2 separate regions of the Homo sapiens genome follow, and region 2 is linked to region 1. A link is an interaction called in ENCODE POLR2A ChIA-PET data of the cell type or tissue named here. Cell type or tissue: A673. All regions are shown on one strand. Each heading gives the region's core, and the rest is flanking DNA. Links, peaks and the distances in the headings are about the cores only. Region 1 has its middle 120 kb from the start of MED13. Region 2 overlaps MED13 (mediator complex subunit 13).

The links. ChIA-PET counts read pairs that join two places held together with the same protein. Peaks named below come from ENCODE experiments on the same cell type or tissue, not always from the same donor. Only the 100,000 strongest peaks of a DNase experiment are listed, where the experiment ranks them.
Region 2: POLR2A ChIA-PET joins it to region 1 with 10 read pairs; 2 of 35 experiments call an interaction of 5 or more read pairs at or near these places.

What each region holds. Positions count from the first base shown.
Region 1 is chr17:62,172,814-62,188,350 of GRCh38, reverse strand. No RefSeq gene overlaps it. Among named protein-coding and RNA genes, the nearest start is that of MED13, 120 kb to the right of the region's middle. In A673, for the core only: a CTCF peak has its summit at 8,575 (motif pointing right); a DNase peak (open chromatin) is centred at 8,610; H3K27ac peaks cover 582 bases.
Region 2 is chr17:62,013,058-62,028,594 of GRCh38, reverse strand. All of the region lies in intron 8 of MED13 (mediator complex subunit 13), which reads left to right. Among named protein-coding and RNA genes, the nearest start is that of MED13, 44 kb to the left of the region's middle. In A673, for the core only: no CTCF peak of the experiment used is centred there; no DNase peak of the experiment used is centred there.

The sequences.
Region 1 (15,537 bases), core at 5,026-13,025:
AAGTGCTGGGATTACAGGTGGGAGCCACCGAGCCTGACCCAGGGCAGCTTGGAAGGGCTCTCCAACCTATAGACCTCACCATAGACTCAGCTGAAGCCTCTCCTCCAAATGCTTCATACTTCAACGTCTCCCCCTTCACAAGCTTGCCTTCCTCACTTCTCATAGGTGTTGTTCTTTAGACAGAAGTTGCCAGATTTGGCAAATATAAACACCGAACGTCCAGTGAAATTTGAATTTCAGATAAACAAGAATAACTTTTAATATAAACAGTCCCAAATATTGCACTCTTTGTTTACCTGAAATGCAAACTTCACTGGGCATGCTATATTTTATCTGGCAGCCCTGTTCCTAAAGCACTCCCAAATAAATTTCCCACATGACTCAGAGTAAACCTCAGACTCAGAGTCTGTTTCCCAGGGAACCTAATTTATGTCAGTTGGTATCAGGAGTTATCATGAGAAGCAAATTCTAAAATGGGATTATGGAGCTGTTTCACCCAACAGCTGGCTTACAATAAACACCTGATAAAACCCGTGGCAGGAGGTTGTGGTGTGATTATTAAAACTTCCGGCCAGATGCCAGCACTTTAGGAGGCCAAGGCGGGTGGATTGTTTGTGCTCAGGAGTTCAAGACCAGCCTGGGCAACATAGCAAAACCCCATCTCTACCAAAAAAAAAAAAAAAAAAAATTGCCAGGCACAGTGTCTCACGCCTGTAATCCTAGCACTTTGGGAGGCCGGGTCGGGTGGATCACAAGGTCAGGAGTTAGAGACCAGACTGGCCAACATGGTGAAACCCCGTATCTACTAAAAATACAAAAATTAACCAGACATGGTGGCGGGTGCCTGTAATCCCAGCTACTCGGGAGGCTGAGGCAGGAGAATTGGCTGAAACCGGAAGGTGGAGGTTGCACTGAGCGGAGATTGCACCATTGCACCACCAGCCTGGTCAGCAAGAGCAAAACTCCATCTAAAAAAAAAAAATTAGGCAGACATGGTGGCACACACCTGTAGTCCCAGCTACTCGGGAGGCTGAGGTGGATCACTTGAGCTTGGGAAGCAGAGGTTGCAGTGAGCCGAGATGGTGCTGCTGTATTCCAGCCTGGACAACACAGCAAGACTGTCTCAAAGAAACAAGAAAACCAAACCAAACCAAACCAAACCAAACCAAAACAGCAACAAAAAACCTCCCAGCAGCAGGGAACTGGAATGGGAAACTGATGGAAGATAATAGACTAGAGAGGAATTTGAGAGTTTCAAGGGCAATAGTAATTATATTAAGATAAGGACTTGAGAATTAGATGGCTGTTTCTTCTGGCTCTTGCTGCACTGGAGAAAGACATGAAAGGCTGAGGGTCATTAATCACCTGTAAGTTGAAGTGTGAAAGCCAGAGGCCCTCCTTGGCAGCATATAAAGAGACTCATCGCCTGCAACAGGCGAGCAGAAAAGGCTGAGGAACAGGAGCGGGCCTTCATTATAAGAGCAGCAAAGTTCCAAAGAAGGTTGGGTTCTCTATCATGTTCAGGTCCAGTATACGCCAAAGGAGCTGCAGGACCTAGATCATAGATTCCAGCAGGAGCCAGCAAAGTACATCTGGCACTATATCTTGAGGGTGGTGGATCAAGGAGCACTGAATAAAATTGGATAACAGAGTCTATCGATGTGGGGCCAATATCCCATAATACAAGATTTAACAACTATTGAAGATCCCAGGTGATGGTGCTCTTAAGCTGCTTGGTAGCCTCTCAAAGTTTGGAAAAAGCAATGATCCATTGTAAGTGAAGTAGAAATGCTAGAACTATCATGGACCATGGTGGAGGAAGGGATCAAAAGGCTGAATGCAGTGGGCACATTAGAGTGGATATTCTGCATAATGCCAGACTACTATGGCATGGGAGGGTCTAGAGGGCACTGTATTTAGAAAGCAATGAGGAATGCACTGACTGAGGGACACTGGCGTGTTGGGAAACTCACTGTAGCTGTTACATATGGGTCAGTGTTCATGGTAGCAAATGCTGCCACAGAACTGGGCTCCCTGAGAGTAACGGGCAGGATCCCAGGAGATAGCATTTAACCCTCAGATGCAAGCTGGGCACAATTAGCATAATGAGTGACACCAGGGAGGACCTGATCCAAGGAGAGCTATGGAGAAAATTAATAAGAATATGAAGTTTTGGCTGGGCGTGGTGGCTCACGCCTGTAATCCCAGCACTTTGGGAGGCCAAGGTGGGCAGATCATGAGGTCAAGAGATCAAGGCCATCCTGGCCAACATGATGAAACCCCGTATCTACTAAAAATACAAAAATTAGCTGGGCGTGGTGGCACGTGCCTGTAATCCCAGCTACTGGGGCGGCTGAGGTAGGACAATCGCTTGAACCTGGGAGGCGGAGGCTGCAGTGAATCAAGATCACGTTACTGCACTCCAGCCTGGCAACAGAGCAAAGACTCTGTCTCAAAAAAAAAAAAAAAAAAAAAAAAGAAAAAAAATTAATTGTTAGCATTTAACAAAAATGCCATTTCAAATCAATGGGGAACAGATGTACTATTCACTAAAAGAATAAATCCAGTGATGGAATCAGGTGATGGTGAAGCAATTGGAAAGCCATCAAGATATAAACTGGAGCCATGGTTCATATCACACCCCCAAATTACTCAAATGAATCAAACAGAAAAAGTGAAACAATAAAAGTGCCAGATGGAAAGAAAAAAGAACATTTTATTCCCGGGGGCAAGATCGATGGAGCAGCCAAAAAGCCAATTGTTCAATATGTACAACCAGAAGAAATCAAAGATGGGTGATTAGGAGTTTGAGGGCAGTCACCCCAATAACCCAGAACCCAGAACTTGACTGAAGGAGAGAGTAGGTTTCCAGGAAGAAGTGCCACAGCAAATGTATATGATCGTGATTCCCCCAATCCTTCTCCAAGGAAACCAATGGCCATTTCCTCAGGAAAGGGTAATTCCCAACCATTTTGAGGGCTGTTGGATATAAGGCCTGAGTTAACACTGATGCCTGGAGACCCAAAGCGTCACTGTGGTCTCCCTGTTAAAGTGGGAGTATATTGGGGCTAGGTAATACATGGAGCCTTTGACCCAGGTCTAGTTCACGGTGGGTCCAAAGACCCACCTGATTTTCTGTCTCCAGATGTATAATGCCAATGTAATATGACATGGAAATACTTGGGAGTTGGAAGAACCACCCCATCATTGCTGCTCCCCATCATTGCTGCTCCCCATCATTGCTGTCAGGGACTAGGATTTTACCCTCCTTACAAACCATTAGCCTGTTATTGTTTCATGTTTGTTGGTTGAATATGAGACTCTTGGGTCAGAGACAAAGGACTTTATCAGACCACAGCAAGCAGTATCAGTGTCATGTCTGCATCTGTTCCCCTTGCCCCCAGTTCCCATAGAGGCGATGCAGAGGATTTTTTTTCCTTCAACTTTTAAGTTCCAGGGTACATGCGCAGAAAGTGCAGGTTTGTTGCAAAGGGGAACGTGTGCCATGGTGGTTTGCTGCCCAGATCAACCTATCACCTAGGTATTAAGCCCAGCATCCATTAGCTATTTTTCCTGATGCTCTCCCTCCCAGAAACCCCCTCCAATAAGCCCCAGTGTGTGTTGTTCCCCATCATGTTTCCATGTGTTCTCATCATTCAACTCCCACTTAGAAATGAGAGCATGCGATGTTTAGTTTTCTGTTCCCGCGTTAGTTTGCTGAGGATAATGGTTTCCAGCTCCATCCATGTCCCTGTAAAGGACATGATCGCATTCCTTTGTATGGGAATCCACTTTTTTTTTTTTTTTTTTTTTTTTTTGAGACAGAGTCTCACTCTGTCGCCCAGGCTTGAGTGCAGTGGCTCCATCTTGGCTCACTGAAACCTCTGCCTCCCAGGTTCAAGCGATTCTCCTGCCTCAGCCTCCTGAGTAGCTGGGATTACAGGCACCCACCACCATGCCCAGCTAATTTTTGTATTTTTATTTATTTATTTATTATTTTTATTTTTTTTGAGACGGAGTCTCGCTCTGTAGCCCAGGCTGGAGTGCAGTGGCGCGATCTCGGCTCACTGCAAGCTCCGCCTCCCGGGTTCACGCCATTCTCCTGCCTCAGCCTCCCAAGTAGCTGGGACTACAGGTGCCTGCCAACACGCCCGGCTAATTTTTTCGTATTTTTAGTAGAGACGGGGTTTCACTGTGTTAGCTAGGATGGTCTCAATCTTCTGACCTCGTGTTCCGCCCGCCTCAGCCTCCCAAAGTGCTGGGATTACAGGCGTGAGCCACCGCGCCCAGCCTAATTTTTGTATTTTTAGTAGAGACGGGGTTTCACCATGTCGGTCAGGCTGGTCTCGAACTCCTAACCTCGTGATCCACCCGCCTCGGCCTCCCAAAGTGCTGAGATTACAGGTGTGAGCCACCGCGCCTGGCCGGGAATCCACTATTTTTATAAGCAGTATGCAAGTCTACTCTTTGTCCTGGAAGTAGATGTTAGCTCATCTCTCAAGGTTTATTGCTGTGTGTACAACCCTGAGAAATCTCCTAAGTAGAGAGAAGTCAAGGTCTTGTCTTCCCAGCATATTAGCAGGAATGTGCAGGGATACTCAGAATCCAGGGTAGATTGCTTCTCCCAATAATTTCTTCTTTAGACTATAAGAGTAGGGCTATCATAGTGGAGGAGGCCAAGTAGAAACCTCTAAAACTACTCCCTCCTCCTCCATCCAAGAGAGTAAATAAAAAACAGTATTACACTCCAGGGAACACAGCAGAGATTAAAGCCACCTTTGAAGACTTCACGAATGCAGGACTAATGTTTTCCCCACTTAATTCTGACCTTAACCAGAATGCAGTGGTCCACTGTTAAGTGAAATAGAAATGCTAGAAATGCAGGAACTTCAGATCCTGAAGGATGTGGCAAACTCATCCAAGGAGTAGCCCCAGTTGTGCTTGCTGGGTTACAAATGGTATTTTTGTTAGAGCAGATTAACATGGCTTTAGGTGTGTGGTATTAGCCATTAATCTGGCCAATGCATTTTGTTTGTTTGTTTGTTTGTTTGTTTTTGAGATGGAGTCTTGCTGTTTTGCCCAGGCTGGAGTGAAGTGGTGTAATCTTGGCTCACTGCAACCTCCACCCCCCGGGTTCAAGTGATTCTCCTGCCTCAGCCTCCTGAGTAGGTGGGATTATAGGTGCCTGACACCATGCCCGGTTAATTTTTGTATTTTTTACTAGAGACGGGGTTTTGTCATGTTGGCCAGGCTGGTCTTGAACTCCTGACCTCAGGCGATCCACCCGCCTCAGCCTCCCAAAGTGCTAGGATTACAGGCGTGAGCCACCACACCCGGCCGCATTCTTATCCATTCCTAACTGGAAGAAGTTCACATTCGTGTGAGATGGACAACAATATACATTTACAGTCTTGCCCTGGGGTTGTGTTAACTCTCTTGCATTCTGTAGAAATAAATTCTGAAAGGAACTTGACCATCTGAACACCCCAGAATATTACATTGGCCCACTATATCAATGACATTATATTATTTGGACCAGATGAGCAAGAAATACAAATACTTGTTGGAGGCCTGGATAAGACATGTGTTCCAGAGGGTTCTATAAAGATTCAGGGGCCTGCCACAGTAGTGACGTTTTAGTGGCTTCAGGCATACTAGGATATCTCCTTCCAAAGTAAAGGTCAAATTATTCCATCTTGCACTTCCCACGACTAAGAAGCAAGCATAATGCCTACCAGGCTTCTTTGGGCTCTGGTGGCAGCATATTACCTACTTAGGAACACTGCTTTAAACCTTACCAAGTGACAAGGAAATCTACCAGCATTGTATGAGGCCTAGGGCAGGAAAGGGCTCCATAGTGGTTTCAGGTTACAGTATGAGCAGTCCTGCTTCTTGGGCCATGCGACCCATTATATCATATAGTTTTAGAAGCGAGATCAGCCTGGCCAACATAGCGAAACCTCGTCTCTACTGAAAATACAAAAATTAGCCAGGTGTGATGGCACACACCTGTAATCTCAGCTACTTCGGAGCCTGAGACAGAATGGTTTGAACTCTGGAGGTGGAGGTTGCAGTGAGCTGAGATGGTGCCACTGCACTCCAGCCTGGGTGACAGAGCAAGACTCTGTCTCAAAAAAGAAGAAAATGCATTGGCCAGGTGAGGTGGCTCACACCTGTAATCCCAGCACTTTGGGAGGCTGAGGTGGGTGGATCACGAGGTCAGGAGATCGAGACCATCCTAGCTAACAGGTGAAACCCTGTCTCTACTAAAAATACAAAACAATTAGCTGGGCGTGGTGGCGGGCGCCTGTAGCCCCAGCTACTAGGGAGGCTGAGGCAGGAGAATGCCGTGAACCCAGGAGGCAGAGCTTGCAGTGAGCTGAGATTGTGCCACTGCACTCCAGCCTGGGCAACAGAGCGAGACTCCGTCTCAAAAAAAAAAAAAAAAAAAAAAAAGCGTCATGTGAGGTTTATGCCAGCCCCAATAACAGGCGCGCACCACCACACCTGGCTAATTTTTGTATTTTTGTGGAGACCGGTTTTGCCATATTGGCCAGGCTGGTCTTGAACTCCTGACCTCAGGTGATCTGCCTGCCTCAGACTCCCTTAGTGCTGGGATTACAGACATGAGCCACCATGCTGGCCAAGGAGGAACAATACCGAGACTGGTTCATGGATGGCTCAAGTTATACTCTGATGTGGTTACAAGCTGAAAACAAACTCTGCTAACTACAGTCTCTCTCAGGACTAGCCCTGAAATAAGAAGTGACAGGAAATCCTCCCAATGTTTAGAGATTTGGGGAGTGTGCTGATCATCTGCTTTGTGTAGAGAGAGACACATGGCTCGAGGCAAAAGTATATATGAGCTCATGGCAGTAGTGAATGTCTTCATTGGTTGCTCAGAGGCCTGGAAAGAGAAATATTAGAATATGGGAGGCCTGGGGTATGGGGAAGATATAGGTCCATAGATCTACAGGAATGGACATGAAATGTGAAGATCTTTGCATCACATGCTAATACCTGCTCCTAGCAGCCACCATGGGAGAGGCACTGAACAATAGGAGTGCACTAGGCAGAATGACCCAGCTAGCTGCTACCAGTCCCACAGGGCTGGCACAGTGTGCTCATAAATGGAGTTTATTAATCCACTTAGGCTACAGCAAAATACCACAAAAAATGTGGCTTAAGCAACAGAAATTTGTTTTCTCACAGTTCTAGAGAAAGTCCAAAAATCAAACTGCCAGCAGGGTTGGTGTCTGGTTGCAGATGGCTGCCTTCATCCTGTGTGCTCACATGCCCTTTCTTCAGTGCATGGGAGGTGGAGGGGAAGGCAGGCACATGCAAGAATAAGTGCTCTCCATGTCTCTTATAAGGGCACTAATCCTTTTGGATCAGGGCCCCACCCTTATGACCTCACTTAACCTTAATTACTTCTTTAGAGGCCCCATCTCCAAATACAGCTATATTGGGGGCTAGGGCTCCAACATACACATTTTGGGGGAAAATAAACATTTAGTCCATAGTAGTGAGTATCCACATTGGAAAGGATAGAAGCTACTCAAGGGCCCAACGTCATTTATAAAGGCTGCTGTAACTTACCCTAGTGCTGAATGTTCAGTCTGCAAGCAACAGAGACCAAAAATAAGCCCTCAATATCACAATATGCCTTAAGGAGACCAAGCAACCACAGTATTGATTGCCCTGCTATCCTAAAAGGGGCAATGAGCTGTCTTCTTGGCAATCAACGTATATCCTGGGTATGGATTTTCCTTCCTTTTTTTCTTTTTCTTTTTTTTTTTTTTTTTGAGATGGAGTCCTCTCTGTTGTCCAGGCTGGAGTGCAGTGGCACAGTCTTGGCTCATTGCAACCTCCGCCTCCCAGGTTCAAGCAATTCTCCTGTCTCAGCCTCCCAAGTTGCTGGGACTACAGGCGCATGCCACCACGCCTGGCTAATTTTTTTTGTATTTTTAGTAAAGATGGGGTTTCACCATATTGGTCAGGGTGATGTCAAACTCCTGACCTCAGGTGATCCACCCACCTTGGTCTCCCAAAGTGTTGGGATTACAGGCATTAGCCACCTCGCCTGGCTGGATTTTCCTTTCTTACTTGTGTTGCCTCATCTAGCACCACTGTCCAAGGGTTTATAGTGCTTCACTCACCATGATGGGAACCCATAAAACATTGTATTGGCTCAAGGGATCCACTTAACAGTAAAGGAGGTATGTCAGTAGGACACTTTACCATGGGATCCAGAGGTCCTATCGTATTCCATGCTACCCAGAGACATCTGGCCTGACAGTAATGGGATGGCCTTTGAAAGCCAGCTGAGACACCAGCTTAGAGTTGATAGATGGCGTCCTACAGAATGCAGTATATACCCTAAGTCAGTGCCCGTTATATAGTGCTGTGTCCCTAAAACGGTAGAATGTGTGAGTCTGGGAACCAAAGGGTAGAAGTAGGAGTGGCTGTTTATCATCCCTCCCAATAGCTCACTTAGGGAATTTGTGCTTCTAGGTTCTGTGGATCTAGAAGTCTTCAATCCCAGAGGGAAAATATTTCCACCAGGGGACACAAGAGTTCTAGTAAACTGTCAGTCACATTAGGCACTTTATACCAGGATACCAGCAGGCAAGGAAATGAGTCATCATCCTGTCAGGAGGAATTGCCCTCATCAGGAGGAGATAGGACTGCTGTCACATGATGGAGGCAGGGAAGAGTAAGTCTGGCACCCAAGTAATCCACTGGGGTTTCTCTTGATATTCCCCTGCTCAATCTTTTTTTTTTTTTTTTTTTTTGAGACAGGGTCTTGCTCTGTCGTCCAGGCTGGCGTGCAGTGGCACGATCTCAGCTCACTGCAACCTCCACCCACCAGGTTCAAGCAATTCTCCTGCCTCAGCCTCCCAAGTAGCTGGGATTACAGGCATCTGCCACCACGTCTGGCTAATTTTTGTATTTTTTGTAGAGACGGGGTTTCACCATGTTGGCCAGGTTAGTCTCAAATTCCTGACCTCAAGTGATCCACCCACCTTGGCCTCCCAAAGTGCTGAGATTACAGGTGTGAGCCACTGCACCTGGCATCCCCTGTTCAATCTTGACATTAACAGAAAAATGCAGCATCACAGCCTGAGAAAGAAAGATATAATAATCAGGGACTCCTACTGCTCATGGAAAAGGATCAGGGTCCATCTCTCAGATAGGCCAGTTAGACCAGAAGAGGTGCTGGTTGAGGGTAGAGGTAATCTGGAATGGGCAGTAGAGAAGGAAGATGATGAGTATTGATTGTGACCTTGACACCAGCTGTGGTATTGGCGGGGGCAAGGATGTGGTTCATCCCACTGTCTTTACAAGTTTCCTTAGGAAAAGAGACCAATAAGAACCCTGAAGGAACTCTTCCAAGATGGAGTGAACTTATTCTATGAAACAAGTGGACTCAAAAGGTGCAAGGAGTGCACTGTAGTGGGTGCTATGGTGAGTTGCCCAGATTCTCTTTTCAGGATGGAGGCTCTCATTTACCCAGCTGCCGGGAGTGTTGGCAGCTGATGGTTCTCAGCTGAGTCATTCTCTGGAAATTTCCTTCAGCTAAAGAGAATCACCTTGCCCAACCAAGGTCAGACCTTGGGGGCAGTCACATCCAATGACTGCTTGATGAGAGGGCCTACCCTGAAGGTAATTCCAGCTCCAGAGGTCCCTGTAGGCTCAGCTGAGGCTTCTGTCAAATTGCACTGCAGATGGATTCAATCCTACTCAATCCTACTTCGTTCCCTCTAAATTCTCCCCTTAATAAACCTCCTGTATGCAGCTTTCAGAATCTTAGGGCCTGTTTCCTGGGGAACCTGACCTACAACACAAGGTCTGCATGCAGATGGAGTTTGGGGTTCAGCATTTCTTACAACATCCCAGGTAATGCCAATGCTATCAGTATGCAGAATTCAATTTTGGAATCAGATTTATGGGGACATAATTTACATGGAGTTAAGTTGTACTCTTTTTCAGAGTATGTTTTAATGAGTTTTCAAAAATGTACAGAGTCACACAGTCACCACCACAGTCAAGATACGGAACATATCCATCACCCCCAAAAGCTCTCTCATGCTCCTTTGTACCCAATCCCCTATCCTCACTTCCATTTTCTGGCAATCATTAATCTCGTAACTGTCCCTTTGGTTTTGATTTTCTAGAATGTCATATAAATGAAATAATATTACATATAGCCCTTTGAGTGTCACTTCAATCACGTACCATGGTGTTTTGAGATTTATGTATGTCATTGAATGTATTGGTAGTTCATTCCTTTTTATTGCTATGTAGCATTTCATTGTATGGATGTATCACAATTTGCTTATCCGTCCCCAGTTGATAGACATTTGGATTTTTCCAGTTTGGGGTGGTTATAAACAAATCTGGTATACATTTGCTAGCAGTTCTTTCTATGGAAATGTATTTTCATTTATTTTGGGAAAACGCCTTGGAGTAGAATTGCTGAGTTGTGTGGAAAATGTATGCCCAACTTCCAAAGGAGCTGCCACACTGTCTTCCACAGAGAATATACTATTTTGCTTTCCCATCAGCAATGTCTAAGAGTTCCAGTTGCTCTACATCCTCTCCAGGACTTGGTATTGTAAGTTTCAAAAATTTTCAGTCATTCTAGTAGGTGTGTCATTATAGTGTGGCTTAAATTTGCCTTTACCTAGTAAATTATGGTGAAAGGCATCTTATGTATTTGTTAAACACTTGTTTCTCTTATTTTGCAAAGTGTCTGTTCAACTCTTTTGTCCATTGAGTGGGGTGGGGGTTGCCTTTTTTTAATCTATTGAATTGAAAATGTTGGCCGGGTGTGGTGGCTCCTGCCTGTAATCCTAGCACTTTGGGAGGCCAAGGTGGGTGGATCACGAGGTCAGGAGTTCAAGACCAGCCTAGCCAAGATGGTGAAACTCTGTCTCTAGGAAAAATACAAAAATTAGCCAGGCATGGTGGCGGGTGCCTGTAATCTCAGCTACTCCGGAGGCTGAGGCAGAGAATTGCTTGAACCTGGGAGGCAGAGATTGCCGTGAGCCGAGATTGCGCCACTGCACTCCAGCCTGGGGAACAGAGCGAGACTCTGTTTCAAAAAAAGAAAATATTATTTGTATATTATGGGTAAATATATGGGTAAAGTGTTGTTTATATATCCTTGATCAGCTATATCTTCGCAAGTTTTTTCTCCCAATTTGCTCTTTTATCTTTTGGCTTGTCTTTTTATTTTCTAACAATGTTAGAAATTTTAATTTTGAGACTGTGTCTCAAAAAAAAAAAGGTTCATGATTTATACTTTTTACAGCCTATCTATGAAATCTTTCCCTACCCCAAGGTCACAAGACTGTCTACTAGATGTTTTAGATTTTACATTTAGGCCTATAATCTATTCCCTAAAAATCTTAAATTTTGGGCTAATTTTAAAAACATGGAAAAGAATCAAAGTCAGCTTTTTGTTTGCTTGTTTGTTTTTGCAGGTAGATGTTGAATATTCCAGAACCATTTGTTGAAGAGACTATCTTTTTCCTATTGAATTATTTTGGCACTTTGTTAAAAAGCAATAGACCAGGTGGGGCATGGTGGCTCAAGCCTGTAATCCCAGCACTTTGGGAGGCCAAGGTGGGCGGATTACTTAAGGTCAGGAGTTTGAGACCAGCCTGGCCAACATGGTGAAACCCCGTTTCTACTAAAAAAAAAATACAAAAATTAGTCAGACGTGGTGGTGGGTGCCTGTAATCCCAGCCACTCAGGAGTCTGAGGCAGGAGAATAGCTTGAACCTGGGAGGCGGAGGTTGCAGTGAGCCGAGATCACACCACTGCACTCCACCATGGGTGACAGAGCGAGACCCTCTCTCAAAAAAAAAAAAAAAAGACCATAGATGTGTGGGTCTATTTCTGGATTCCCAATTCTGTTCCATGGATCTATATCTACCCTTATATCAATACCACACTGTCTTGATCACTGTCCAGCTTTATAGTAAATCTTGTGATCAAGTAGTGTGAGTCCTTCAACTTTGTTCTTTTTAATCCAAATTGTTTTAGCTATTCTTCCAGGTAGAATTTCTTTTTTTTTTTTTTTTTTTTTTTTGAGACGGAGTCTCACTCTGTCACCCAGGCTGGAGTGCAGTGGCACGGATCTTGGCTCACTGCAACCTCCACCTCCTGGGTTCACGCCATTCTCCTGCCTCAGCCTCCTGAGTAGCTGGGACCACAGGTGCCCACCATCATGCCTGGCTAATTTTTTGTATTTTTAGTAGAGACGGGGTTTCACTGTGTTAGCCAGGATGGTCTCGATCTCCTGACCTCGTGATCTGCCCACCTCGGCCTCCCAAAGTGCTGGGATTACAGGTGTGAGCCACAGCGCCTGGCCAGCTTATCAATTTCTACCAAAAAAGACTGCTAAGACTTTAATTGGAATTGCACTGAATCTATAGATCAATTGACATGTGAATATTGTATCTTCCAGCCTTTGAACATGGCATATCTTTCCATTTATTTAGGTCTTGTTAATTTCTGTGATCAGTGTTTTATAGTTTTTTGCAAAACATATTGCCCATTTTTGTTATATTTATCCCTAAATATTTTAATTTGGGGTGGCATTATACATGATACTTTATAAAATTTCAATTAATTTTTCAATTAATAAAATTTCATTGCAAGTACATAGAAATAGAATTTTTGTATATTGACCTTGTATCTTGCAACCTTGCTAAACTCTAAGAACTCTTTTTTTTTTTTTTTTTTTTTTTTTTTTTTTTTTTTTTTTTGAGACAGAGTCTCACTCTCGCCTGGGCTGGAGTGCAGTGGTGCAATCTCGGCTCACTGCAACCTCTGCCTCCCAGGTTCAAGCGATTCTTCTGCATCAGCCTCCCAAGTACCTGGAATTACAGGCACATGCCACCACTGCTGGCTAATTTTTGTGTTTTTAGTAGAGACAGGGTTTCACCATGTTGGCCAGGCTAGTTTTGAACTCCTGACCTCAGGTGATCTGCCTGCCTCAGCCTCCCAAAGTTCTGGGATTACAGGCGTGAGTCACTGCGCCCAGCCAATGCTAAGAACTCTTAAGAGGAGAAAGATTCAATTCATATGTCTGATCAGATAGTTTAAATAAGAACTCTACATTACTCTTTAAAGCAATTTTTTATTTTCATATTTATTTATTTTTGACATGGAGTCTGCTCTGTCACCCAGGCTGGAGTGCAGTGGCGTGATCTCGGATCACTACAACCTCCACCTCCCTGGTTCCAGCAATTCTTTTGCCTCGGCCTCCCAAGTAGCTGGAACTACAGGCACACGCCACAATGCCCAGATAATTTTTGTATTTTTAGTAGAGACGGGGTTTCACCATGTTGGTCAGGCTGGCCTCGAACTCCTGACCTTAGGTGATCTGCCCACCTCGGCCTCCCAAAGTGTTGGGATTACAGGTGTGAGCCACTGCGCCTGGCCAAGAACAGCAATTATATGTCACAATTATATATCATAAGAACAGTGTTAAGATGGCAACAAGGGGCCGGGCACAGTGGCTCATGCCTGCAATCCGAGCACTTTGGGAGGCTGAGGCCGGAGAATCACTTGAACCCAGGAAGCGGAGGTGGAGGTTGCCGTGAGCTGAGATTGCACCACTGCCCTTCAGCCTGAGCAACAGAGGGAGACTTTCTTCATCAAAAAAAAAAAAAAAAAAAAAGGATGGCATCAAGGGAATCCAAATAAAAGAAAAAGAATAACGTAACCTCCCACCACCCCACAAATCAACTGTTTCTTTAGTTCAACTGTTTCTTTAGTTCCCTTTCCAGGTTTCCAGATTTAATCACAATTTTATTCTCTGTTTTTCTTTAATTACTCATAAGCATTTTCATAAGCTATATAGTGCTTCTAGTTATAATTTTAAATAGCTGTATTCTATTTTATTAAGTACATGTACCATAATTGACTTAACCTTTCCTCTATTTCTGTTTATTAGAGAATAAATTCTCAAGAGTGGGATTTCTGAGCCCAAGGATTTGAACACTTCTATGGTTATTGAAATGTACTGTCAAATTGTACTGCAAATGAGTACAGGATTTCTACATTGTAAAATTCATTTCTGTGTGACACACAGTGCTAGCACACTACTCTGAAAGACAGATGGAACTCAGAGAAATGAAGGGAACAGAATGTAGATAGGTAAAGGTTGGAGTATTGATGTCAAGATAGGCATAACACACAGAACATTCAGGAACAATGGTTGGAATGAAGTTTGAGTAGTGAGTAGTTTAAGTATAGATTCACATTTTGGAATCAGATTGTGGAATGCCAACCTGAGGAACTGAGACTCCATTCTGTAGGCAATGAAAAGCTGCTGAAGATTGATAAAATAACAATGATGTTTTATTTTTTATTATTTTTTCTTTTTTTTGAGACAGAGTCTTGCTCTTGTAGCCCAGGCTGGAGTGCAGTGGTGAGATCTCGGCTCACTGCAACCTCTGCCTCCCACATTCAAGCCATTCTCCTGCCTCAGCCTCCTGAGTAGCTGGGATACAGGTGCCCGCCCCCATGCCCAGCTAATTTTTGTACTTTTAGTAGATACAGGGTTTCGCCATGTTGGCCAGGCTGGTCTCAAACTCCTGACCTCAGTTGATCCACCTGCCTCAACCTCCCAAAGTGCTGGGATTACAGGCGTGGGCCACCACATCTGGCTAACAATGATGTTTTATAACTATGACTATGGATGAATTAGAGGGAAGGGAGTTGAGAGAAGAAAGATGGGTAGATGAGGAGATAGAGAAATAGGGAGATCATTTTGAAATTATCACAATATTCCAGAGATTAGAAGCCAAGATTGATGACACATAAAATTGAATGAAAAGCTTCCAGGTTAATGATGGCAGATCAGTTGGGCTTGATGTACCTTCCCTTAATTTCTTTTGAAAAATGCCTGAAGAAGCCTGGGCGGGTTGGCTCACGCCTGTAATCCCAGCACTTTGGGAGGCTGAGGCGGGCGGATCATATGAGGTCAGGAGTTCGAGACCAGCCTCAACATGGAGAAACCCCGTCTCTACTGAAAATACAAAAAATTAGCCGGACGTGGTGGTGCATGCCTGTAATCCCAACTACTCAGGAGGCTGAGGCAGGAGAATTGCTTGAACCTGGGAGGCGGAGGTCGGTGAGCCGAGATCGTGCCATTGCACTCCAGCCTGGGCAACAACAGCGAAACTCTGTCTCAAAAAAAAAAAAAAATCCTAAAGAAACAAAAAAAAATTGTAAAGATATACACACAAAAAAACAAATCGGCATTGATACTGCAAATTGAAAAATGAAGACTACATGCCAAAATTTTAGGTTCTTTTTCCGGATTGCATCATGATTTGGTTGGACTGAGAAACTCCCAATGATTCTCTTTTGAACCTGTGTCCAAGAATAGAGGAAATATTGACTCATCCTCGCCATCTTACCCGTTATCTTCCTTTACCCCAAGAGGAAGAGGCTGTACTGGCCAGAAAAGCAGAAAGTTATCTCCCAAACACAGAATGACCCTTCTCTAGGGTG
Region 2 (15,537 bases), core at 6,308-14,307, 160 kb after region 1:
CAGTGTTGGGTTTTGAAGAGTAATTTCATTTCTTTTTTTTTAAGCTTTTATTTTTGGTTCAGGGTTACATGTGCAGGTTTGTGAAATAGGTAAAGTCATGTCACAAGGGTTTGCTGTATAGATTATTTTGTCACTCAGATACTAAGCCTAGTACCCAGTAGTTACTTTTTCTGCTCCTGTTGCTCCTGCCAGCCTCCACCCTCAAGTAGACCCCAGTGTCTGTTGGACCCTTCTTTGTGTCCATGAGTTCTCATCATTTAGCTACCACTTATAGGTGAGAACAGGCAGTAATTGGCTTTCTGTTCCTGTGCTAAGGATAATGACCTCCAGCTCATCCATGTTCCTGCAGATGACATGATCTCATTCTTTTTTTATGGCTGCACAGTATTCCATGGTGTATATGTACCACATTTTCTTTATCCAGTCTGTCATTGATGGGCATTTAGGTTGATTCCATGTCTTTGCTATTGTGAATAGTGCTGCAGTGGACATTTGCGTATATGTGTCTTTATGGTAGAATGATTTATATTCCCTGGGTATATAACCAGTAATGGGGTTGCTGGGTCGGATGGTAGTTGTAGCTCTTTGAGGAATCACCACTGCTTTCCACAGTGGTTGAACTATTTTCACTTCCATCAACAGTGTATAAATGTTTCCTTCTCAACCTCGCCAGCATCTGTTATTTTTTGACTTTTTAATAATAGCCATTCTGACTGGTGTGAGATGTTATCTCATTATGGTTTTGATTTGCATTTCTCTAATGATCAGTGATGTTGAGCTTTTTTACATATGCATGTTGGCTGCACATATGTCTTCTTTTGAAAAGTTTTCATGTCCTTTGCCCACTTTTTAACAGGATTTTTTTTATATATAAATTTAAGTTTTTTTAGATACTGGATATTAGACATTTGTCAGCATAGTTTGCAAAACTTTTCTCCCATTATGTAGGTTATCTGTTTAGTCTGTTGATAATTTCTGTGGCTGTGCAAATGCTCTTTAGTTTAATTAGATCCCATCTGTCAGTTTTTGCTTTTGTTGTGATTGCTTTTGACATCTTCGTCATGAAATTTTTGCCCATTTCTGTGTCCAGAGTGGTATTGTCTAGGTTGTCTTCCAGGGTTTTTATAGTTTTGGGTTTTACATTTCAGTCTTTAATCCATCTTGAGTTGATGTTTATGTATTAAGGAAGGGGTCCGATTTCAGTCATCTGCATATGACTAGCCACTTATACCAGCACCATTTATTGAATAGGGAGTCCTTTCCCCATTGCTTGTTTTTGTGAGCTTTGTCAAAGATCAGATGGTTGTGGCAGTGCAGCCTTATTTCTGGGCTCTCTATTCTGTTTCATTGGTCTATGTGTCTGTTTTAGTACCAGTACCATGCTGTTTTGGTAACTGTAGTCCTATAGTATTGTTTAAGCCAGGTAACATGATGCCTCCAGCATTGTTCTTTTTGCTTAGGATTGCCTTGGCTATTTGGGCTCTTTTTGAATTTCATAGAAATTTAAAAATAGTTTTTCCTAGTTCTGTGAAGAATGTCATTGGTAGTTTGATAAGAATAGCATTGAATCCAAATTGCTTTGGGCAGTATGGCCATTTTAAGGATATTGATTCTTCCTATCCATGAGCATGGAATGTTTTTCTGTTTTTTTGCATCATCTCTGATTTCTTTGAGCAGTGTTTTGTAATTCTTATTGTAGAGATCTTTAACCTTTCTGGTAAGCTGTATTCCCAGTTATTTTACTCTTTTTGTGGCAGATGTGACTGGGATTGCATTTCTGATTTGGCTCTCATCTTGGCTGTTGTTGGTATATAGGGATGCTAGTGATTTTTGTACAGTGATTTTGTATCCTGAAATTTTACTGAAGTTGTTTATCAGCTGAAGGAGCTTTTGGGCTGAGACTGTGAGGTTTTCCAGGTCTAGAATCATGTTGTCTGCCAACAGGGTTACTTTTGTTTCCTTTCTTCCTATTTGAATGCCCTTTATTTTTTTCTCCCTGATTCTTCTGGCCAGGACTCCCCATACTATTTTGAATAGGAGTGAGAGGAGGCATTCTTATCTTGTGCCACTTTTCAAGGGGAGTGCTTCCAGCTACAGTCTTTTTTTTTTTTTTTTTAATGATAAATACAGTGATGGATTTTGTGGAGTAATTTCTTATAACATTCTTTGGGCAGCTGTAGGTGAAATGTTGAAATAAGATTCAGAAAATAGGATTCTGTAAGGGAAGAACTGTCACAAGGGAGCAAAACTCAAAGCATGACAAAACTGTCACGCTTTCTAATGGATTATATTGGTTGAATGATTGGTAGAAGAATAGATGAACGTGGAATTCTTTAGAAATTTATTTAGTTTATAAAGGCCTTTTGATAAGGTTTGGTTATGAGAAGTTTTAAAATTATGTTGCCTAGAGTTTATTATTTTATCCTGCAGATTAAACATAGATCATAGGCTTTTGCATTCAAGTAAACAGTAATGGCCTTGACATCCCTAGTCAGAACTTGTGATGGAATAGATGGTCACCTGTCTTTCTCATGGAAGTGAACCAAACAAATGGAGTGCCTGCAGGTTAGGGCCAAGGTTTTTCTTACATTTGCTCTGTTGGTTTGAATATATAATAACAGACTCTCTCAAGTGTGCTGTTATGTTTTTGCATAAATTGAATATTCTTATGGAGGCTCTTTGGATTAAAGAATACGTAATTTTTAAAAGTCTGGCAACTTTGTTGAAAATTTACCTCTGTTAGAGAGATTGGAATAAAAACAAGGATATATTTAGCTATTGTTTAGCAGTTTAAAATAGCTAAAAAAACCACACCTAATCTGAACATAATTTGTATAAGAATGGGGGTCAGCAAACAGTGATGAATTCGCCATATTTGGCCCACTGCCTGTTTTGTATGGCCTGTAAGCTGAAAATGATTTTTTTTAATTTGTTTGAGACGATATCTCGCAGACAGGAGTGCAATGGTGTGATCTCGGCTCACTGCAACCTCCGCCTCCCAGGTTCAAGCAGTTCTCCTGCCTCAGCCTTCAGAATAGCCAGGACTATAGGCACGCGCCACCATACCTGGCTAATTTTTTGTATTATTTAGTAGAGACGGGGTTTCACCATGTTGGTCAGTCTGTTCTCAAACTCCTGACCTCAGGTGATCCATCTGCCTTGGCCTCCCAAAGTGTTGGGATTATAGGTGTGAGCCACCATGCCCAGCCAACTGAAAATGATTTTTACGTTTTTTAAAAGTTGAAAAAAATAAAGAATGTTTTATGGTATGTGAAAGTTGTGTGAAATTCGGATTTCAGTATTGATAAATAAGGATTTATTAGAACACAGCCACATTCATTTATTTACATATTGTCTGTGGTCACTTTTACCCCACAATGGCAGAGTTGAATAGTTGTGACACAGTCTGGCCCCCAGGGGATAAAATATTTACTCTCTGGTTCACTACAGAAAAAGTTTGCTAATCCCTGGTCTAAGACTAAAAGAATGCTTAAATGTAAGTAAGCTTTTCCCAAACTACCATTTGACCGAGCAATCCTATTACTGGATATATATACCCAGAGGAATATAAAACATTCTGTCATAAAGACACATGCACGGGAATGTTCATAGCAGCACTATTCACAATAACAAAGACATGGAATCAACCTAAGTGCTCATCACTGACAGCCTGGATAAAGAAAATGTGCATGTACACCATGGAATACTGTGCAGCCATAAAAAAAAATGAGATCATGTCTTCTGCAGGAACATGAATGGAGCTGGAGGTCATTTTCCTTAGCAAACTAATGCAGGAACTGAAAATTAAATATTGCCTGTTCTCACTTATAAGTGGGAGCTAAATGATGAGAACTCATGGACACAAAGAAGGGAACAACAGACACTGGGTCCAGTGGAGGCTGGGAGGAGGGAGAGGAGCAGAAAAAATAACTATTGGATACTAGTCCTTTAATACCTGTGTGATGAAATAATCTGTAAACAAACCCCCATGACATGAGTTTACCTATATAACAAACCTGCGAATTTACCCCTGAACCTAAAATAAAAGTTGAGAAAAAAATAAATTAGGATTTTCTTTCCCACTAGTGGAATTTTTATCAAATAGTTCTGTTTTAGTTCCTAAACTAGACTTTTTTATTCTTTTTGAAAAGGTGGATTTTAAGTATTTTGTCTAAAATGGTTTTAGAGGAAGGCATTAAAATATGCATGTTGGCAACACAGGTTTAAATTCTTGGTCTTTAAGCTGAACTTTTATTTTTAAAAAGTTGTTTTCTCTTGTCCAGGCGCAGTGGCTTATGCCTGTAATCCCAGCACTTTGGGTTGCTGAGGCAGGTGGATCACGTGAGGTCAGGAGTTCAAGACCAGCCTGGCCAACATGGTGAAATACCATCTCTATTAAAAATACAAAAATTAGCCAGGCATGGTGGCACACGCCTGTAATCCCAGCTACTCAGGAGGCTGAGGCAGGAGAATCGCTTGAACCCGGAAGGCAGAGGTTGCAGTGAGCCAAGATGGCGTTACTGCACTTTGGTGTTGGTGGCAGAGCGAGACTCCGTCTCAAAAAAAAAAAAGTCATTTTTAAAAGTATTTTCAGAAATTTCTCAGAGGCATATAGAGATTTAATATGCTAAAATTTTACATAATCGATACGTGTGACTTGCTTTGGTTAGTTTGCTCCTTTAGTAAATACAGCATTTCTAATAATTTACTTAAAAAAATTAGTATTACATTTTGTACTTTAGGTCTTCTGCCCACCACAAATCTAGCTTATTTCTTAAGTGAAGGTAAGACAGATAGACAGTGAGCTACTACATGTGTATCCTCTTTGCCATAGAATATATAGGAGGTTGGGGGGCATACATTGATAACTGACTCTGTTAAATCGGCCTCTAGCTCGCTCTCAAATCCATTTCTGCTTTTTCTCTGTTCTGTTCTGTATTGCAGGGAATTAAATTTCCTAGACTCGTTTGCTTTCTGGAGTTGGCTAATAGGAGGCACTAACAGAAGATTGGAGGGTGAGAGGAGGGAAGAAGCCAGGGTCTTTCCCCAGTCCCTTTTTGAGCCAACTCCAGCAGCAGCTCCCTTGTGTCCTATTAACACAGCCCCTTCCTCATGGTCCCAGTTACTACTGAGCAGATCCTGCTATGGTTCTAGCACCATCCTGAGCTTCTGGGATATGGTGAGACTACATCATCTTATTGTCCTTTCAGTGCTAGAAGTCATAGAAGCTCCCTGCTATTACTAGTCTCTGGGTTTCCTCACTTTCCTCTGTTTTGTATAACCGGTTCTCTATAGTGAATTTCTTCTGTGTGAAAGATAGGTCTGGACCCTGCCTGATAACATTGGCTTCTCTTAAAAATTGATTTGGGAAGAAAAAAAATTCATAACTGTAACAGACAATTTACATGAATAGAAATTATTTTAAGAAATTTAAAGTATATGAATAAAGCCTAAGTTCCCCTTGACCATCCTTTCTCTCCCCCAAGCCTACTCACTCTCCCTAGAAGTGGCTAGTTGCCAATTAGATACTATTTCTCCATACTTAATTTTATGTATTCTCCTCTCAACACATAAATATTATTATTTTTTTAGAGACTAGCTGTGTCGCCCAGGCTGGAGTGCAGTGATGAAATCATGGCTCATTATAGCCTCAAACTCCTGGGCTGAAACGATCCTCCTGCCTCAGTCTCCCAACTAGCTAGAACTACAGGTGTGTGCCTCAATGCTCGGATAATTTTTAAATATTTTGTAGAGACGGGGTCATGCTATGTTGCCCAGGCTGGTCTTGAACTCCTGGGCTCAAGCGATCTTCCTGCCTCAGCCTCCCAAAGTGCTGAGATTACAGGCATGAGCCACCATGCCTGGCCTCACATAAGTATTATTCTGATTTATTTTTCACAGCTAATTTTTTTCACTTAATGTGCCTCAGATCTTTCCATATTAGTTACTTATATAGCTCTGCTTCATTGTTTAAAAATTTTCCTGTGGCTGGGTGTGGTGGCTCATTCCTGTAATCCCAGCAGTTTGGGAGGCCAAGGGAGAAGGATTGCTTGGGGCCAGGAGTTCAAGACTAGCCTGGACAATGTAGTGATAACTCTCTTTTTTAAAAGAAAAATGAAAAAAATGTTATTAATATTCCACTGAATGGAAGTATCATAGTTTATGTAATCATTCTGGATTTGATGGACATACAGTTTGTTTCCATAGGTGTTTTTTGCTTGTGCTTGCTTTAAAAAAAAAGTAATACTGCTGTAACTATCAATTATTTAGTAGGTTTTTTTGAATCCTTACTCTGTGACAGAAGGTGTCCTAGGCTCAGAATACACTAGCTAACAAAGCTCCTGCTATTATGAAGTCTGCATTCTCTTGGAAGTGAGGCAGATAATTTGTTTTTAAGAATATATATATATATATATATATTTTTTTTTTGAGACAGTCTTGCTCTGTTGCCCAGGCTGAAGTGCAGTGATGCCATCTCAGCTCACTGCAACCTCCGTCTCCTGGGTTGAGGGGATTCTTGTGCCTCAGCCTCCTGAGTAGCTGGTGCTACAGGTATATACCACCACATCCAGATTAATTGTTGTATTTTTAGTAGAGATGGGGTTTTACCATGTTGGTCAGGCTGGTCTCAAACTCCTGACCTCAAATGATCCACGTACCTTGGCCTCCCAAAGTGCAGGAATTACAGACGTGAGCCACTGTGCCCAGGCTTTAGAAGGATTTTAAATCCTTTTTAAATTTGAATGAGTGCTGGGAAGGAAATAAACTAGGTGGGTGATGTGATAAAGAGTTGTAGGCGAGAGGGCTATTTAAGTACGTGTGACATCAAAAAAGGTTCTACCGATTTTACTCACACTTTTTGCATATAGAAAATGTTGGTTTTTCTTGTGATTTCACTGATCTGAGAACTATCCTCAAAATTATTTTTTGCCATTATAATAAGTGAGAAGCATAAAATTGTTTGTCGCATTTTTCATTAGCGAGATTGAATAGCGCACATTTACTGATATTAGACTTTAGTGTGGTGGAATGTTCATAGGAAAACTGCACATAGAAAGCAGGCTGCTCGCCCCGTCCGGGAGGTGAGGGGCGCCTCTGCCCGGCCGCCCCTACTGGGAAGTGAGGAGCCCCTCTGCCCGGCCAGCCGCCCCGTCCGGGAGGGAGGTGGGGGGGTCAGCCCCCTGCCCGGCCAGCCGCCCCGTCCGGGAGGGAGGTGGGGAGGGGTCAGCCCCCCGCCCGGCCAGCCACCCTGTCCGGGAGGGAGGTGGGGGGGTCAGCCCCCCGCCCGGCCAGCCGCCCCGTCCGGGAGGTGAGGGGCGCCTCTGCCCGGCCGCCCCTACTGGGAAGTGAGGAGCCCCTCTGCCCGGCCACCACCCCGTCTGGGAGGTGTACCCAACAGCTCATTGAGAACGGGCCATGATGACAATGGCGGTTTTGTGGAATAGAAAGAGGGGAAAGGCGGGGAAAAGATTGAGAAATCGGATGGTTGCCGTGTCTGTGTAGAAAGAGGTAGACATGGGAGACTTTTCATTTTGTTCTGTACTAAGAAAAATTCTTCTGCCTTGTGATCCTGTTGATCTGTGACCTTACCCCCAACCCTGTGCCCTCTGAAACATGTGCTGTGTCCACTCAGGGTTAAATGGATTAAGGGCAGTGCAAGATGTGCTTTGTTAAACAGATGCTTGAAGGCAGCATGCTCATTAAGAGTCATCACCACTCCCTAATCTCAAGTACCCAGGGACACAAACACTGAGGAAGGCCGCAGGGTCCTCTGCCTAGGAAAACCAGAGACCTTTGTTCACTTGTTTATCTGCTGACCTTCCCTCCACTATTGTCCTATGACCCTGCCAAATACCCCTCTGCGAGAAACACCCAAGAATGATCAATTAAAAAAAAAAAAAAAAAAAAAGAAAGCAGGCCAGGTGCAGTGACTCACGCCTGAAATCCCAGCACTTTGGAAGGCCAAGGCGGGAGGATCACGAGGTCAAAAGATCGAGACCATCCTGGCCACCATGGTGAAACCCCATCTCTACTAAAAGTACAAAAAAAAATTAGCCGGGCGTGGTGATGCACACCTGTAGTCCCAGCTACTTGGGAGGCTGAGGCAGGAGACTCGCTTGAACCTGGGAGGCAGAGGTTGCAGTGAGCCGAGATCGTGCCACTGCACTCCAGCCTGGCAAAAGAGCGAGACTGTCTAAAAAAAGAAAAATAAAAAGCAAACTACAGTATAAAGTGGGTTACAGAAAGTCTCAATGATGTATTCATATGTAAAAAATTAAAGGAGCTGCACACTTAAATGTGCACTATTTATTGTAAGTTATACCTCAATAAAAGGTTTTCTTTAATCTTCATAAAAAAAAAAAGAAAGGCTGCTAAGTAAAAAGCAATACATTAAATTTCTCATGTTAACATTAAAGTACTGCATACCTAACATCAATAGGAAAAAATAATCTAAAAGGATTACTCTGTTGGTTTGTGCTTTGAGGACAATTTCTTTTTTTTACAAAGATTGCTCAATGTGGTTGTGTTCTAGCATGAAGTTCAGTTGTTTGGCCTTGCGCAGTGGTTCACACCTGTAATCCCAGCACTTTGGGAGGCCGAGGCGGGCGGATCACAGGGTCAGGAGATCGAGACCATCCTGGCTAACGCAGTGAAACCGTGTTTCTACTAAAAATACAAAAAAATTAGCCAGGCTTGGTGGTGGGCGCCTATAGTCCCAGCTACTCGGGAGGCTAAGGCAGGAGAATGGCGTGAACCTGGCAGGCAGAGCTTGCAGTAAGCCGAGATTGTGCCACTGCACTCCAGCCTGGGTGACAAGAGCGAGGCTCCGTCTCAAAAAAAAAAAAAAGAAAAAAAGAAATTCAATTGTACTCTCTAAAGAAACTAGCTTTTAGAAAGAGGTCTGTATAGAAGAAAAGGGCTGATTTAATGTTGTCAAAAATTTAGAGAACTGCTGCTATTAGTATGTAGCCCCAGTTAATAGTTTCTTACTCTTAATAGCTGGGTAAGTGAATGTATGGCCATTTACTTTTCACATCCCTTGTACACTTGGGACATAACTAAATAGTTCACCTCAGATGAATGGAGATCCTATTTCTCCTACTGCCTTGCATAAAATAGACTAATTCTCAAACTTTTTTGTCTCAGAACTTATTTACAGTCTTAAAAAATTACCGAAGACTGCAAAGTACGTTTATTACATCTATTTATATTTTAGAGAAATTTTAAAGCACCACTTATTAAAAACAATAATTTCAGTGCATATTAACATGAATAAAATAGACATCCACTATATTTTCCAAAACAGTAGCCAAAAAGCTAATTGAGTGGCATTGTTTTACAGTTGTGCAAGTCTCTTTAATATTGAGTGTAGTAAGATAGTTGAATTCTTATATCTGCTTCTGCATTCGGCCTATTGCTGGATATTGTCTTGGTTGAAGTATATGAAGAAAATCCAGCCTCATGTAGCTATGCAATTGGAGAAGGGAAGAGAGTATTTTAATAACTTTTTCAGATAATTGTGGATATTCTTCTTTGATACTACACCAAAAATTGACAAGTGGTAGTTTCTTAAGGGTTGGTTGGAATGTGGAATCTAAAGCCCTGTCAGTGGTTGTACTTCACTAATAACTGAATGGATCTTTCGATTTTGTAACATCATGCATTGGTCATTTGAAAAATATCAGTTCACTGGGTTATATAGATCTGAATGTTGGCACATTTTGTTATATATACTCATCTCTAAATATCCGTGTAGGATCGATATTCTAGAACCCTCACAGATAACAAAATCTACGGATGCTCAAGTCCTTCATATAAAATGAGTTAGTATTCATATAACCCGTATGCATCCTTCAGTATACTTTTTTTTTTTTTTTTGAGATAGGGTCTTTGCCTCTGTTGCCCAGGCAGGAGTGCAGTGGTGTCATCTTGGCTTACTGCAACCTGCCCCTCCCTGGCTCGAGCGATTTTCGTGCCTCAGCCTCCCAAGTAGCTGGGACTACAGGCATGCGCCACCACGCCCAGCTAACTTTTTGTGTGTGTGTATTTGTAATAGAGATTGGGTTTCACCATGTTGGCCAGCCTGGTCTTGAACTCCTGGCCTCAAGTAATCCACCCACCTCAGCCTCCCAAAGTGTTGGGGTTACAGGCATGAGCCACTGTACCTGGCCCTTCAGTGTAAACAATCTGTAGTTTGTTTATAATACCTAATACAATGTGTTACGTAAATAGTTGTTATACCGTATTGTTTTTACAATTTATATTATTTTTTATTCTTGTACTGTTAACTTTTCATTTTTGAAAAATAATATTTTTCATCTCTGGTTGGTTGAATTTGAGGATGTGGAATTCAGCCAATGCAGAGTATCAAAATATTTCATTCATTAATATTGCCAGTGATCTCACCTGAAAAGTATTTAAGTATTAGAAAGCTCAAGCACTGTGTCAGATAGTTTTCCAAAATTCTAAATATTGCAGTGGTACCAACTGTATTAGCAGTAGTAGTCATTGTTTAGCAGTCAAGCTCAAAATGATTAGTTCTTCCTTAAATGACAAACTCATTTTGTTCATGTTTGATAACCTAATAAACAAATCTGCCAAATGACCAAATATGGATAATCTTAGTTTATCTACCAGTCCTTTGTTCTTCAAATGGTGTTTCATGAAAAAAGCTAGTTTCAGCTTGTAACTCAGTCGTACAAGCGCTTTTCCTCAAAATAGCCATTGTACTTCAAATCTATAGCAGAAATGCTTTATATGCACTACCTATTTCTTTATACAGAGTGTAAAAAGATTGTATAAGGATTGAGATTAATAAAAATTATTTTTGCTGTCTTCATGAAGGACATTCTTAAGTGATACTATCATAAAAAACAACAAACTGAATGTGTGGTGGTGGAGAAAGCAGTGACTACTACTGCTAGTACAGTTGGTACCACTCCCTTTGATTCATGTTCAGTTGCTAGAAGTTTTGCTGCCTATTGTTTTTGCACCATCTTTGTAAATTTCAACATAATAAAAAAGTCAGATACTGTTTTGATGCTATTATGAAAATAGTTTTGAACCCCTGTAGCCCCTGAAAAGGAGGGTTCATAGACCATACTTTGAATTTAGTAGACAAATATTTGAATAATTGATGAGTTAATGATACTGTTATTTTTTCCTTTTTATATTCTTTTTTTCAGTTTCTTCTCTTGATTTAGAAGTTTGGTGTTCTATTTTTGTTCTTTTGTTAATTGAATTAATCATTTATTATGCCTGCTTTCCTTAAAGTCTAAAGTTAGAGTCTACGCTCTTTTTATGGAATGAACAAAGACCTTGGAATACTTTAATCTTGCTCCTCAAATCTTTCATGCTTTTTTTTTTTTTTTTTTAGCATTTTAGTTCTACTCTGTTTTGTTATTAGAAACTTCAAACATGGACAAAAGTAAGCGAATTGGGCAATGAATTCCTGTTTATCAACCATTCGTATTCACTTACTGTGTTTGCTTCAACTAGACCTTTTCTCTTGCTGAAGATCTTTAAAATTTGTTTAATTTACTTTATTTATTTATTTATTTATTATTATTATTATATATTTTTTGAGGTGGAGTCTCATTCTGTCACCCAGGCTGGAGTGCAGTGACGTGATCTTGGCTCACTTGCAACCTCCACCTCCTGGGTTCAAGTGATTCTCCTGCCTCAGCCTCCTGAGTAGTTGGGATTACAGGCGCCTGCCACCACACCCGGCTAATTTTTTGTAGTTTTAGTAGAGACGGGGTTTCACTGTGTTGGCTAGGCTGGTCTAGAACCCCCGACCTCAGGTGTTCCGTCCGCCTTGGCCTCCCAAAGTGCTGGGATTACAGGCATGAGCCACCATGCCCAGCCCAATATATTTTATTGAACTTGATTTATCTAAAATATTATTTTGACATACAGTAATTGTGATGAAACATTAGTGATATTTGGCATTTCTTTATTTTATAACATGTCTTGGAAAATTGGTATTTTACATCTATAGCACATCTCAATTTGGACTAGCCACTTGTCAAGTGTCTAATAGCTACATGTAACTTGTGGCTACCATTATTGGATAGTGCAGCTTTATAAATTAGGTAGAAATAGGACTGAAGGGCTGGAAGATACAGAAAAGATGAATTTCTATTCAATATTAAGAATTTACCTTCTAGCAGTTGGAGCTATTTGATGAGGGGGATGCATCTCCTTATACAGTAGTATGGTCCTTGTCATTGAAAGTATTCAAAAAGAACCCATTCAAGCCAATGAGGTGGCTCTTGCCTGTAATCCCAGCTACCTGGGAGGCTGTAGTGAGCGCTAATCGCGGCACTGTGTTCCAGCCTGGGCAACAGCATGAGGAAAAAAAAAGAGAAGGGATTATTCATACGTTGGGTAGGACCTGCTGGGTTTTTTTTTTTGTTGTTGTTCTTGGTTTTTTGTGTTTTTGAACAAATTTCTGTGTTTAAAAAAAAAAATGCTCTTTTACAAAGTTCAGGCTGGGTGAGTGGCTCATGCCTGTAATCCCAGCACTTTGGGAGGCTGAAGTGGGTAGATCACTTGAGATCAGGAGTTTGAGACCAGCCTGGGCAACATGGCAAAAACCGGTCTCTACTAAAAAAAAAAAAAAAAAAAAAAAAAAAAATATATATATATATATATATATATATATATATATATATATGTGTATAGTGTGTATGTGTGTGTGTGTGTATATATATACACACACACATACACACTATACACATATATATAGTGTGTGTGTATATATATAGTGTGTATGTATATATATAGATATATATAGTGTGTGTGTATATATATATAGTGTGTGTATATCTATATTATATATATATATAAAATTAGACTGATGTGGTGGCAGGTGCCTGTAATCCCAGCTACTCGGGAGGCTGAGGTGGGAGAATCATTTGAACCTGAGAGGCAGAGGTTACAGTGAGCGGAGATCACGCCACTGCACTCCAGCCTGGGCAACAGAGCGAGACTGTCTCAAAAGTTAAATAAATAAAATTAAAAGTTCAAACAGTACACAAGAATATAAAATTAAAAATTAACAGGTTCCCCTCTTATGTATGTAGGTCTGCCTGTTGCTTTCTTTCACACAAATGGAATCATGCTGTATTTCTGCAACTTATTGTTTTTTTGATAAACAGCCTGGGTGTTTATCCATGTTAGCACTTACAGATTCATTCTTTTTAAAAAGTTCATAATACTGCATTTTATAGATATGTAATACTTTATTTGGCAAATCCTTATGCTATGCTCTTGATAAAGGTTTTTAAAGCAAATCTTAAATATTACACTTCTGCAGTACTTCAGTATGCGGCTCTAAAAAATACGAATATCTTCTTACATGAATATAATTCTACCGTCATACCTAATATTATGATACCTTGTCCAGATTTTCTCAGAAATGTCTTTTTGTAGATAGTTTATTTGACTAGGATTCAAACAAGGAGTAAACATTTGGTTGTTATGTTTTCTAAATCTCTCCTTTTAGTTGTCTCCTGCTCCCTTTTCATGACATTGACTCGGTTGGTAAAACTAGGTCAGTTCCTCCTATAGAGTGCCCCACATTCTGGATTTTTCGTTTTACTTGTCATGTAATTTTACTTCTTTCAGTGTAATTTAATTTCTTCCTTTTTCCTTTGCATTTCTATAAATGGAAGGTAGCTGTAGAGCTGAGCTATCCAATACTAGCTGTGTTAGTAACTACTATTGGCTATTTAAATTTACAGTAATTGGATTTAAATACAATTAAAAATTCAGTTCCTCAGCTGGGTACAGTGGTTCATGCCTGTAATCTCAGCACTTTGGGAGGCTCTCTTGAGTCCAGGAATTTGAGGTTACAGTGTGCTATGATTGTACTGCATTCCAGCCTTTTAAGAGACAGAGCAAGACTTGTCTCTTAAAAAATTAGTTCCTCAATTGGACTAGCCACAATTCAAGTACTCAAGAGCCATATACAGGCTGGGTGCAGTGGCTAATGCCTGTAATCCCAGCATTTTGGGAGGCCGAGGTGGGTAGATCTTTTGAGGTCAAGAGTTCAAGACCAGCCTGACCAACATGGTGAAACCCCACCTCTACTGAAAATACAAAAATCAGCCCAGTGTGGTGGCGGGCACCTGTAATCCCAGCTACTTGGGAGGCTGAGGTGGGAGAATCGCTTGAACGCAGGAGCCAGAGGTTGTGGTGAGCTGAGATCGTGCCACTGCACTCCAGCCTGGGTGACAGAGTGAAACTGTGTCTCAAAATATATATATATATATATATAAAAACATATACAGAACTTCCCATCATCATAGAAAGTTCTAGACAGTGCTCAGTGCTGATCTGGGGGCTTGATTACTTGATTAGACTCAACTTCAATATTTTTGGCAAGAGTACTTCATAGATGGTGGCTGTGTTGCTTTGTATTATGTTACGTCAGAGAGAGACAGTATCTGGTTGTCCCATATCTAGTAATGTTAAGATTGATTAGGTGGGGATCAGCCTGACCCTTTCATTGTATACTTTTTTTGTTTGTTTGTGTTTTTGGTGGGGGGTGGGACAGAGTCTCGCTATGTCGCCCAGGCTGGAGTGCAGTGGTGTGATCTCAGCTTGCTGCAACCTCCACCTCCTGGGTTGAAGCGATTCTTCTGCCTCAGCCTCCTGAGTAGCTGGGATTACAGGTGCCCACCACCACGCCCAGCTAATTTTTGTGTTTTTAGTGGAGACGGGGTTTCACCATGTTGGCCAGGCTGGTCTTGAACTCCTGACTTCATGATCCACCTACCTCGGCCTCCCAAAGTGCTGGGATTACAGGTGTGAGCCACTGCATCTGGCCTTATTGTATAGTTTGTAATAATGTTGACAATGAATAAAGACAATTTATCTTCTTCCTCCGAAATCTCTGACCTCTTTCTTGCCTTATTGCATTGGGTAAAACGTTCAGTAAAATGTTAAATGTTGAGAGCTAATATTCTTGCTTTGTTCTTAATCTTGAGAAATTATTCATGCTTAAACATCAAGTAAGATATTAGTTGTAGTTTTTCATAGATATCCATCAGATCAAGCAAATTTTCTTTTATTCCTTGCTTGCCGAGTGTATATAAATAGGGGTTGAATATATTAATAGTATTAATAGGGTTTTTTCTATAGTTATTGAGATAATATGGTTTTCTTTTATTCTGTTAATGTGATGCATGATATTTTTTTCTTTTGAATGCTACACCATACATTCCCAGAATTAACTTCATTTGGTCATGATGTGTTATTCTTTTATATTTTGCTGGTTTGAGTTGCTGATATTTTGTTAATTATTTACATCTGTGTTCTTAAGAGATAATGGTCTATGGTTTTCTTTTTGTGTAATATCTTTGATTTTAATATTAGGATAATGGTGGATTTCTCCTATGTCCTTTTGAAACGAGTTTGGTTTTTTTTGATAACTTTGGTTCTTTTTTTTCTCTATGCACAATAAGATATCTCAGGCTCTGTACAAAAAGGTGTCTCGGCCGGGCGCAGTGGCTCACGCCTGTAATCCCA